2 separate regions of the Homo sapiens genome follow, and region 1 is linked to region 2. Evidence: read pairs that join two places in POLR2A ChIA-PET (ENCODE). Cell type or tissue: PC-3. All regions are shown on one strand. Links, peaks and the distances in the headings refer to the core of each region. The heading gives the core; the rest is flanking DNA. Region 1 has its middle 47 kb from the start of SCHLAP1. Region 2 overlaps CERKL (CERK like autophagy regulator).

Region 1 (4,413 bases), core at 166-4,165, 900 kb before region 2:
ATTTACACGGAACCATAAAAAAACTCACAATTGCTACCCAAAGCTATCCTGAACAAAAGGAACAAAACTGGAGGAATCATAATACCTGACTTCAAATTATATTATAGAAGTAACATAACCAGAACAGCATGTTACTGGCATAAAAACAGACACATAGACCAGTGGAATACAATAAAGAACCCAGAAACAACTCTATACACCTAAAATGAACTCATTTTCAACAAAGGTACTGAGATCATACACTGGGGGGGAAAATTGTCTCTTCAATAAAGAGTGCTGGAAAAACTAGACATCCATATAGAGAAGAATGAAATTAGACCACTATCTCTCACCATATAAAAAAAACAAATCAAAATGGAATAAAGACTTAAGTCTAAGACCTCAAACTATAAAACTACTAAAAGAAAACATTAGAGAAATTCTCCAGTACATTAGTCTGGGCAAAAACTTCATGAGTAATACCTCAAAAGCACAAGCAACCCATGTAGAAATGGACAAATGAGATCTCATCAAGTTAAAAATCTTCTGCATTGCAAAGGAAACGATCAATAAAGTGAAGAGACAACCCACAGAATAGGAGAAACTGTCTGCAAACTATTCATCTGGCAAGTGATGAATAACCAGAATATAGAAGGAGCTCAAACAATTCTACAGGAAAAAGTCTAATAATCTGATTAAAATGGATGAAAGACCTGAATAGACATTTCTCAAAAGAAGACATACAAATGGCAAACAAGCATAGAAACACATGCTTAACATCATTGATCATCAAAGAAATGTAAACCAAAACTAAAATGAGGTATCATCTCACCTCAGTCAAAAATGGCTTTCACCCAAAAGTCAAGCAATAGCAAATGCTGATGAGCATATGGAGAAAAGGATGCCCTTGTGCACTGTTGGTGAGAATATATAATAGTACAACCACTCTGAAGAACAGTTTGGAGGTTTCTCAAAAAACTAATAATAGAGCTACCATATGATCCAGCAATCCCACTGCTGGGTATATACCCAAAATAAAGGAAATCAGTATATCAAAAAGATATGCACACTCTCATGTTGGCTGCAGCACTGTTCAATAGCCAATATTTTCAAGCAACTTAATTGTTCACTGACAGATGAATGGATGAAGAAAATGTGATATATATTCACACAGTGGGGTACTATTTAGTCATAAAAAGGAATGACATCCTATCATTTGCAAAAACATGGATGTAACTACTGGTCATTAGGTTAAGTGAAATAAGCCAGGCACAGAAAGACAAACTTCACATGTTCTCACTTACATGAATTTTTACACTAAAAATTAAAAAGAATGAATTTTTATATATAGAGAGTAGATGATTGGTTACCAGAGGCTGCAGAGGGTAGTGGAGGGAGTAGGGGGAAGTGAGGATGGTTAATGTTTGTAAATAAATAAGACCTAGTATTTGACAGTGCAACAGGGTGACTATAATCAATAATACTTTAATTATATATTTTAAAATAACTAAAATAGTATAACTGAATAGTTTGTAACACAAAGAATAAATGCTTGAGGGGATGGATACCTCATTTTACATGATGTTATTGTTACACATTGCCTGCCTGTATCAATATATGTCATGTACCCCATAAATATATATGCTTACTATGTATCTACAAAAATTAAAAATTAAAAAAATTGTCCATCAAATAGAAAACAGGTAAAAAAAAATGTGATATATTTGTATGATAACGTAGTCATCTTGCAGAAGCAGGATGGACTTCCCCACCCAAACTTTGGATCAAATTTCTAGACCCATATTGCCACACACACTAAGAGGTTATGAAAGGTTTATTACTCACATAATGAGATTTTCTGGGGAAAGCAAGGAAGTTTCCCAAGCTGGTTAAAATGTAGCTTAAGAGTCTAGGGAAAGAAGACTGGAGTTTCTATGGTGGTAAACTCCTAGCCACATGAGATAACCTTTAACCCACGTGGGGAGTGAGTGTTCCTATGTACACACTAAGGCTAGGATTTTTGTGCCAAAGAAGTAAGCACCTGGCTTTTTTATCAGCTTGCCAAGATGTGGGGCAGAAGGGTAAGAAAGAGTGGTGGGGCCTGAAAATTGTCAGCAGTGAAACATCAAAAATGAGTCAGGCTCTTTACTATAAATGAAATGTTTAAAAATTATGGAATGTATACATATATTAACATGAATAAACCTCAAAAACAAAGGTAAGAACTAAAAGTTGTTTGAGGAATAATACACACATCGATAAATTTAGTGTTTCCAGCAAAATATACATTTCAAACATAAAAAATTATATGATGTATTATTTATAAAGACATACATTTATAGTAAAAATGAAAACATGAGTAGGAATGACAAACATAGGAAAAAGAGAAAAGAATGCAATTGGGGTGGCTACAAATGGAGCTTGAAATACATCGGTAATGACTTATTTAAATAATATGACGTTGACATGTTGCAATTATTAGAATTTGATAAATCTGGGTAGTGGGTACAGAGGCATTTATTATGTTATTCTTCTCTGGGTGTTTGGAATATTTTTCTTAAAAAGGTGAGAAAGAAATACTTTGAAGACTATTACAATCAGAATGGTACAGGGTCAATCTTGTTTCCATGCCCAAGTGGCACTACAAAAGGGAGTCTGATCCATTTATCATTGCTGCTAAGTGCTTCATGGTCTTGCCACAAAACCTAGCCCTGCTAGTGAACTGCTGTAGTGATATCTTGATAGTGCAGCTACCTGCACAGGCCTCTCCCATCAGGAACAAACTCTTCTCCTTACACCCATGCTCTGTTTTCTAGATTTGCAAATTTTAGCTTGCTTTTCTTTTCATTTCTATACACAGTCTCTCTCATGAATACCAGCTGGCTTCAGGAGCATTACATTTTAGGGTATTTTGTAGTCCCCGACTTATGGACTTTAAAACCAGCATCCTTCTTTTATTTTTAAAAATCAACCTGGGACAATTTTTTTCAGCTGTATTAAGGTTTAACTGACAAATTTTAAAGTTGCATATGTTTATATTATATAACGTAATGTTTCAGTATATGTATACGTTATTCAATGATTAAATCAATCTAATTAACATATCCATCACCTCTCATACTCATTATTTTTGTATGGTAAGAGCATTTAAGATCTACTTTCTTAGCAGTTTTTGAGTATATCTTACATTATTATTAACTATAGTAACCATGCTGTGCAACGGATTCCCAGAGCTGATTCCTCCTATCTAACTGAAACTTTGTACCATTTGACCAACATCTCTCTATTTCCCTTTTCCCCCTCAAAACACTTAGGCTTTAATGATACTCCCCTTCCGTCTTTCTTAAAGTGACCTTCAATAAATCTGTGAGGTCTCCCATCAACCTGAAAGAAGGTATTTTCAATGGATCTAAGGTAATTTGCTTTCTTAGGGAAAGTCCCCAATAAATTGCAAGATGTCTAGACTCACTGCTCTCAAAAAGGACATGACAGCTACTTGCGTTTATTGTAAGGTACCTCTGTTGCTGGAGAAAATTAAGCCACATATTTAATATTAGCAAGGTGTTAGAAGAAGCATTTTATCTATTAGGAAAAGAAAATGCCATCTTTATTTTTGGACAAAATGTATTTTACTTAACCTATGTTTTTCATTAGCCTCTCAGGTACTCGTATCAAAAGTACATGTGTTTATGGAAATTGGTACTACTTTGGTTGAAATATTTCTTAATCCTTTTTCTCTGGCGAAACTGTGGGTTCTGCCTGGTTTGACCAGAAATGAAAATATGTTTAATCCAAAGTTGTTGGAAATTCTAGACTCAAGATTGTGCAGTACAAAGATCTGAGCAGAAAGCCCAAGTGTATAGTAATATGATCATATATTCCAAATTGAGATACAAAAAAAGAAAAATCTAGGATAAAAATCCAAGAAGAAGAAAGGGGCAGGATGCCAAGACTGGAAACAGGAGCTGTAGAGACAACCAGAAGAAGGATTTTGGAACGATCCAGAACTCCATCAGCTGCTTGGAGTTTAAATCCTCAACATTTGCAAAGCAACGGATAGCTGGCTTCATCCATCACATTCAGGCTGAAACTGGTAGGTTATCACTGTGATTGTTCACTGGGAAATAAAAACAGAGATTGTTCACTGGGAATAAAACAGGAAATAAAACAGGGAAATGAAATGTGAAGATCAAGATATATCAGCTCCCAAATGTGGGTTTTCCACCTGTTTCCCAGTAACTGTGGGCAGATACTTGTGAATATTCAGAAAACCACTCAGAAAGCCTGGAGAAGGGCATCTTCAACTAACTAGGGCAATACTGTGACTAACACAGTAGGGTGTTATTTGGCTTGTTTCTGGTGAGCCCTCCTAGTACCAGAGTAGTATGTATCCATGTTGCATGCTGCAGAGTCCTCAGGAAAAAGATTTACAAC
Region 2 (4,331 bases), core at 332-4,331:
AATCAGGTCAAAACAGCTGCCAAAATAATATGGCTTGTAATAGTTACTGTTTCTCTTTAAAGCAAATCACTTAAGTGGAAATGTATATCTTCACATATTCTCATTTTGAATGAATATTTGTATAAAACTGTCATATTTTTAAATACATATCTACAGATCTATTTCAATCAATGCAGATATGCAAACAAATGTCAGGAAGATCTAAAGATCATAACTTTAGAAAGTCTGCTGCCATAATATCAAGAAGGCTAAACTCTCAAATTTCACTTCTTTTCATTCTGAAGAACAGCCTGAGTATGGAATTTTATCCTTAATTTATTTCACATTGCAATATAACACTACATTTCCTATTTTATCTTTGTGGTTACAGATACATAACCACTAATTCATCATTCAAAAAAGGCCAATCTATATTAATCCTGGCGGATGCTTTTCAAAATTTGGATGAAATAGATTGGGAAAAAGAAGATTAATATATTCAGAAGAAAATAAAACCTTCTTATGAGGCAGGATTCGATGTCAATTCTTGCAGCATCTTTTTCTACATGATTAATAGCTTTGCAAATAAGTAACAAAAAGAATTTACTATACCTGATTTTTTACACTGGCATATCTTTTCAGGTGTTTTATAAATTCTGGCCGAGAAGTGTTTCGGGCAATTATAAGAGCCATACTTCCATTATTTAATCTGAAATTAAATATTTCTATTAGACATCAAGAAATTTACTAAGAGATTATACCAAAAATTATGACATACTGTTCCTTATAACAAGTATACTGTTTACTGAAAGTATTGGACAAGATAGATAAATCACCATGTTACGTTTACCTAAAATTCATAAACCGTATCTTGCTATTTTTTAAATGATGCAGGCTTTCAAATGAGTTTTATTAAATCACTGGCTTCCTTCTCAATAAGCTCTTACATTAGAGCATTTTACAAAGCAAACCATCAAGCGTCCTACTCACATATCAAGACATAATTTAAAATACAATGTAATTAGAAATTCTAAATGTGAAACTATGTTGTTAAAAGATGTATTATAGAAGAGTTAATATGCACAAGTTGTGTAACAAATAGCTCAACATTTTCTAAAATCTAAAGTGTGATTTAAATATTTATTTATAGACAGAAGGTCTAAGTGACATAGGAAATGAAATAAATCAAAGTGGCCTTTGGATGGATGAAATGGAGTGAACAAATGCTGCCACACATGTTCAGTTAAATGACTGAACATTTTAATCTTGCATAACTGTTCCATCCAATATAAGAGAGTGAAAATTCAGAGGTGTGATTTAGTGCCAAAACAGCCACTCACAAATGCATCAAGCTATAGAATGCAGTTTGCAGAAATACATACAAATGACTTCTAGCTTGATTTCAGTGCAAACATGAAGTTAATTTAAGAATAACAACAAAATAAAAAAAGAGCTCTTAGTATCTTATGAAAGCTCAAGTCAGAGCTGTAAGGGACCTTAGAGATTATCTCATCATTCGCTCATTTCATGTAGAGGGAAAAGACAACTCCAAGTTTAAGTGATTTGTTCAAAGGCACACAGAGAAAAAATGGTCATCAGCACCAATACTCCAGGTGCTCAGTATGCTTTCCATCATGCTTCTTCTTCCCAATTAAAAATAAACAGCACCAAAACGTTCATGGTAGTGTTACTGTGCATCTTTAATTGCATAATTTATAAACATTAAAAGCACTATCCTATGCCTGCTTTGCAATATTTACTTGAAATAGAAACACAACTTACATGGCTGGCACTGCTTTAAATGTCTCACATATATGAACACATTTAATCTTAGAATACTTAGAATATAAGAATATTAGTTCCTACTGGCAATTTGCACTGAGATATTCTAACATAAATTATTATTTATCATGGTGGGGGAAAAAGAAGAAAGTGAAATCTCCTGTTCAATCATCCTGAATCATCAGAAGCTACATCTCTGAAAAATCTCCGGTCAAATGAGTCTTGATCAAAAGGTCTTTGCAAAGATGGCATGTTGTGATTATAAACCACAGAAGAAATCTCTAATTAGTCATCCTTCTCTGAAAAATTCATTAATACTGATTAAGCCTGCAGAGTCAACAGTGGAATTCTAGTCAAGCAGAACATTTATGGAGTGGCTTTGAAGGAGCTATGAATCGATTGTTCCCAGAAGAGCAGGTCTACCCTCCCAAGAAGGTCCTTAAACAAACAGGGTTAGATAAACATTGTCTCAAGTCCTGCCAAACATAGCTCCTTGGTCAGCTAGCCACGTCTTCAAGTTTAGTCAGGGAAACTACATTATGAAAGCACACAGCTATCTAGGATTTCTGAAGGTGTCGGGGAAAACCACCAGGCTCAATTTCTAAATCACACAAGGTTCAAAATACTCCTTTGAAGTTTTAGCACTAGATGTAATTAATGAGGACCTTGCCATCTGGGTTTTCAATATCGAAGTTTGCAGTTTCTCTTTTTTCTTCTCTAACTTTGAATATTTCCCCGTTTATTGCCTATATTTCACAACACTCACGATCCTTTCTCCTACACTCTACAGGATTGGATTCAGGAAAGAAATATTTTCAGCCCCATAATGGACAGCTGATTAAGAAGAATGTGCAAGAGAAGGAATGTCTATATCCCATGGATAAAAAGATATATATAAGATGTCTCATATTTTATTCAATTGAAAATGTGGGCAGGAGATTGATATGCACTACTATTCACATTAAATAGAACTGAAATGTTTCTTTTGACTAAAAGTATCTGATATGGTTTGGCTTTGTGTTCCCACTCAAATCTCATCTTGTAGCTCTCATAATTCCCATGTGTTGTGGGAGAGACCTGGTGGGAGATAACTGAATCATGGGGGTGGGTCTTTCCTGTGCTGCTCTCATGGTAATGAATAAGTCTCATGAGATCTAATGGTTTTAAAAATAGGAGTTTCCCTGCACAAGCTCTCTTGTCTGCCGCCATGTGAGATGTGACTTTCATCTTCCACCATGATTGTGGAGCCTCCCCAGCAACGTGGAACTGTAAGTCCATTAAACCTCTTTCTTTTGTAAATTACCCAGTCTCGGGTATGTCTTTATCAGCAGCATGAAAACAGACTAATACAGTATCAAATATACATATGTGTGATTTTCATGCTAAGGATATTTATGTTTGCATTAAAGTTGGAAAGCAAAGACATTCACAAGAAATATCAGTATTTAATATAATGTTCTCCACAACTAAATGAATAAATCAAGTAAAGTAGGCATAAAATTCTATCAATAAAACTTAGGAAATATTATTTTAGCCTCAGTGACGTTAAATAGTCAATGATTATCTGATAATTATTCCAGTTCAACAGTTGTTCTCAACCTACTGTGATGACAAATCCCTTAGAATCTCTAATATACAAAGATAAACTACCTGTTAAGTTTCTAGCTAACCAACAGTTAATTGGATACCCTGGAAAAAAAATGGTCTATAAGAAATGTATCAACAATTCAATAAAAATGCTTACTAACCTGGTATTAGGTGCCAAGCCTCTAGGTGCCACTGAACACAGGCAAGGAATTGCCATAATGCTGACATTCAAGAACTGACCCTGGATCATTTGCCATTGATCATTACAGTCTAAAGGTAATGAAAGTGATTGGTTATTTTCCCTCACCAGAACAAAATGTCAACAGAACCTGGCACAGTTCTCAAGGAGATACTTTTCGACTCACCAGATTTGGGAGATCCCTGTGCCCTCCTAAAAGAAAGAAAACAAAACAAAGACATAAAACAGATAACGCGCGCACAGACACACAGACACACACAAATCTATTAAATATGAGAAAATTAGAGAACTCATCATTATATATGTTAAATACTTTCTTCAATTAGATAGTAAGTAAAAACGTACAATTTTGTTGCTGCCAACATAATGTGTTGATTCATTTAAAGGTAAACTAGTATTATAAGGAATAATAATGTACTATTTCTTTAAAGACTATAACCCTTCTTTAATATGGCTTTAATATTTGTATTACACACTAGACCAAAATTATCACGAGGGACAAAACTGTGTGTTTTGTTCATTTTTTGGTGCATTGTTGTATTCAAAGTGCCTGGCATATAGTAGGCACTCAAAAGAAAAGGGAAAGGGAAAAGGAAAGAAAGGGAAAAAAACAAAGGAAAGGAAAGAAAGGGGAAGGGAAGGGAAAAAGAGAACGGAAGGAGGGAGGGAGAGACAGGGGGAAGGAAGGGAGGAAAGAAGGAAGGAAAAAGAGAAAAAGGCTGAGTGAGTAGTTGTTTGCTTACTAGGACCTGTAAGAGTCTGTGATTCTATATTCTTTACTACT

What was found. Peaks named below come from ENCODE experiments on the same cell type or tissue, not always from the same donor. Only the 100,000 strongest peaks of a DNase experiment are listed, where the experiment ranks them.
Region 1: POLR2A ChIA-PET joins it to region 2 with 5 read pairs; 1 of 35 experiments calls an interaction of 5 or more read pairs at or near these places.

The regions. Positions count from the first base shown.
Region 1 is chr2:180,643,031-180,647,443 of GRCh38, forward strand. No RefSeq gene overlaps it. Among named protein-coding and RNA genes, the nearest start is that of SCHLAP1, 47 kb to the right of the region's middle. In PC-3, for the core only: no CTCF peak of the experiment used is centred there; a DNase peak (open chromatin) is centred at 1,921; H3K27ac peaks cover 1,375 bases.
Region 2 is chr2:181,544,109-181,548,439 of GRCh38, forward strand. It overlaps CERKL (CERK like autophagy regulator), which reads right to left. Exons shown (of 13, transcript NM_201548.5): 9 at 3,714-3,739; 10 at 3,510-3,618; 11 at 592-688. Among named protein-coding and RNA genes, the nearest start is that of ITGA4, 89 kb to the left of the region's middle. In PC-3, for the core only: no CTCF peak of the experiment used is centred there; a DNase peak (open chromatin) is centred at 2,143; H3K4me3 peaks cover 860 bases; H3K27ac peaks cover 1,650 bases.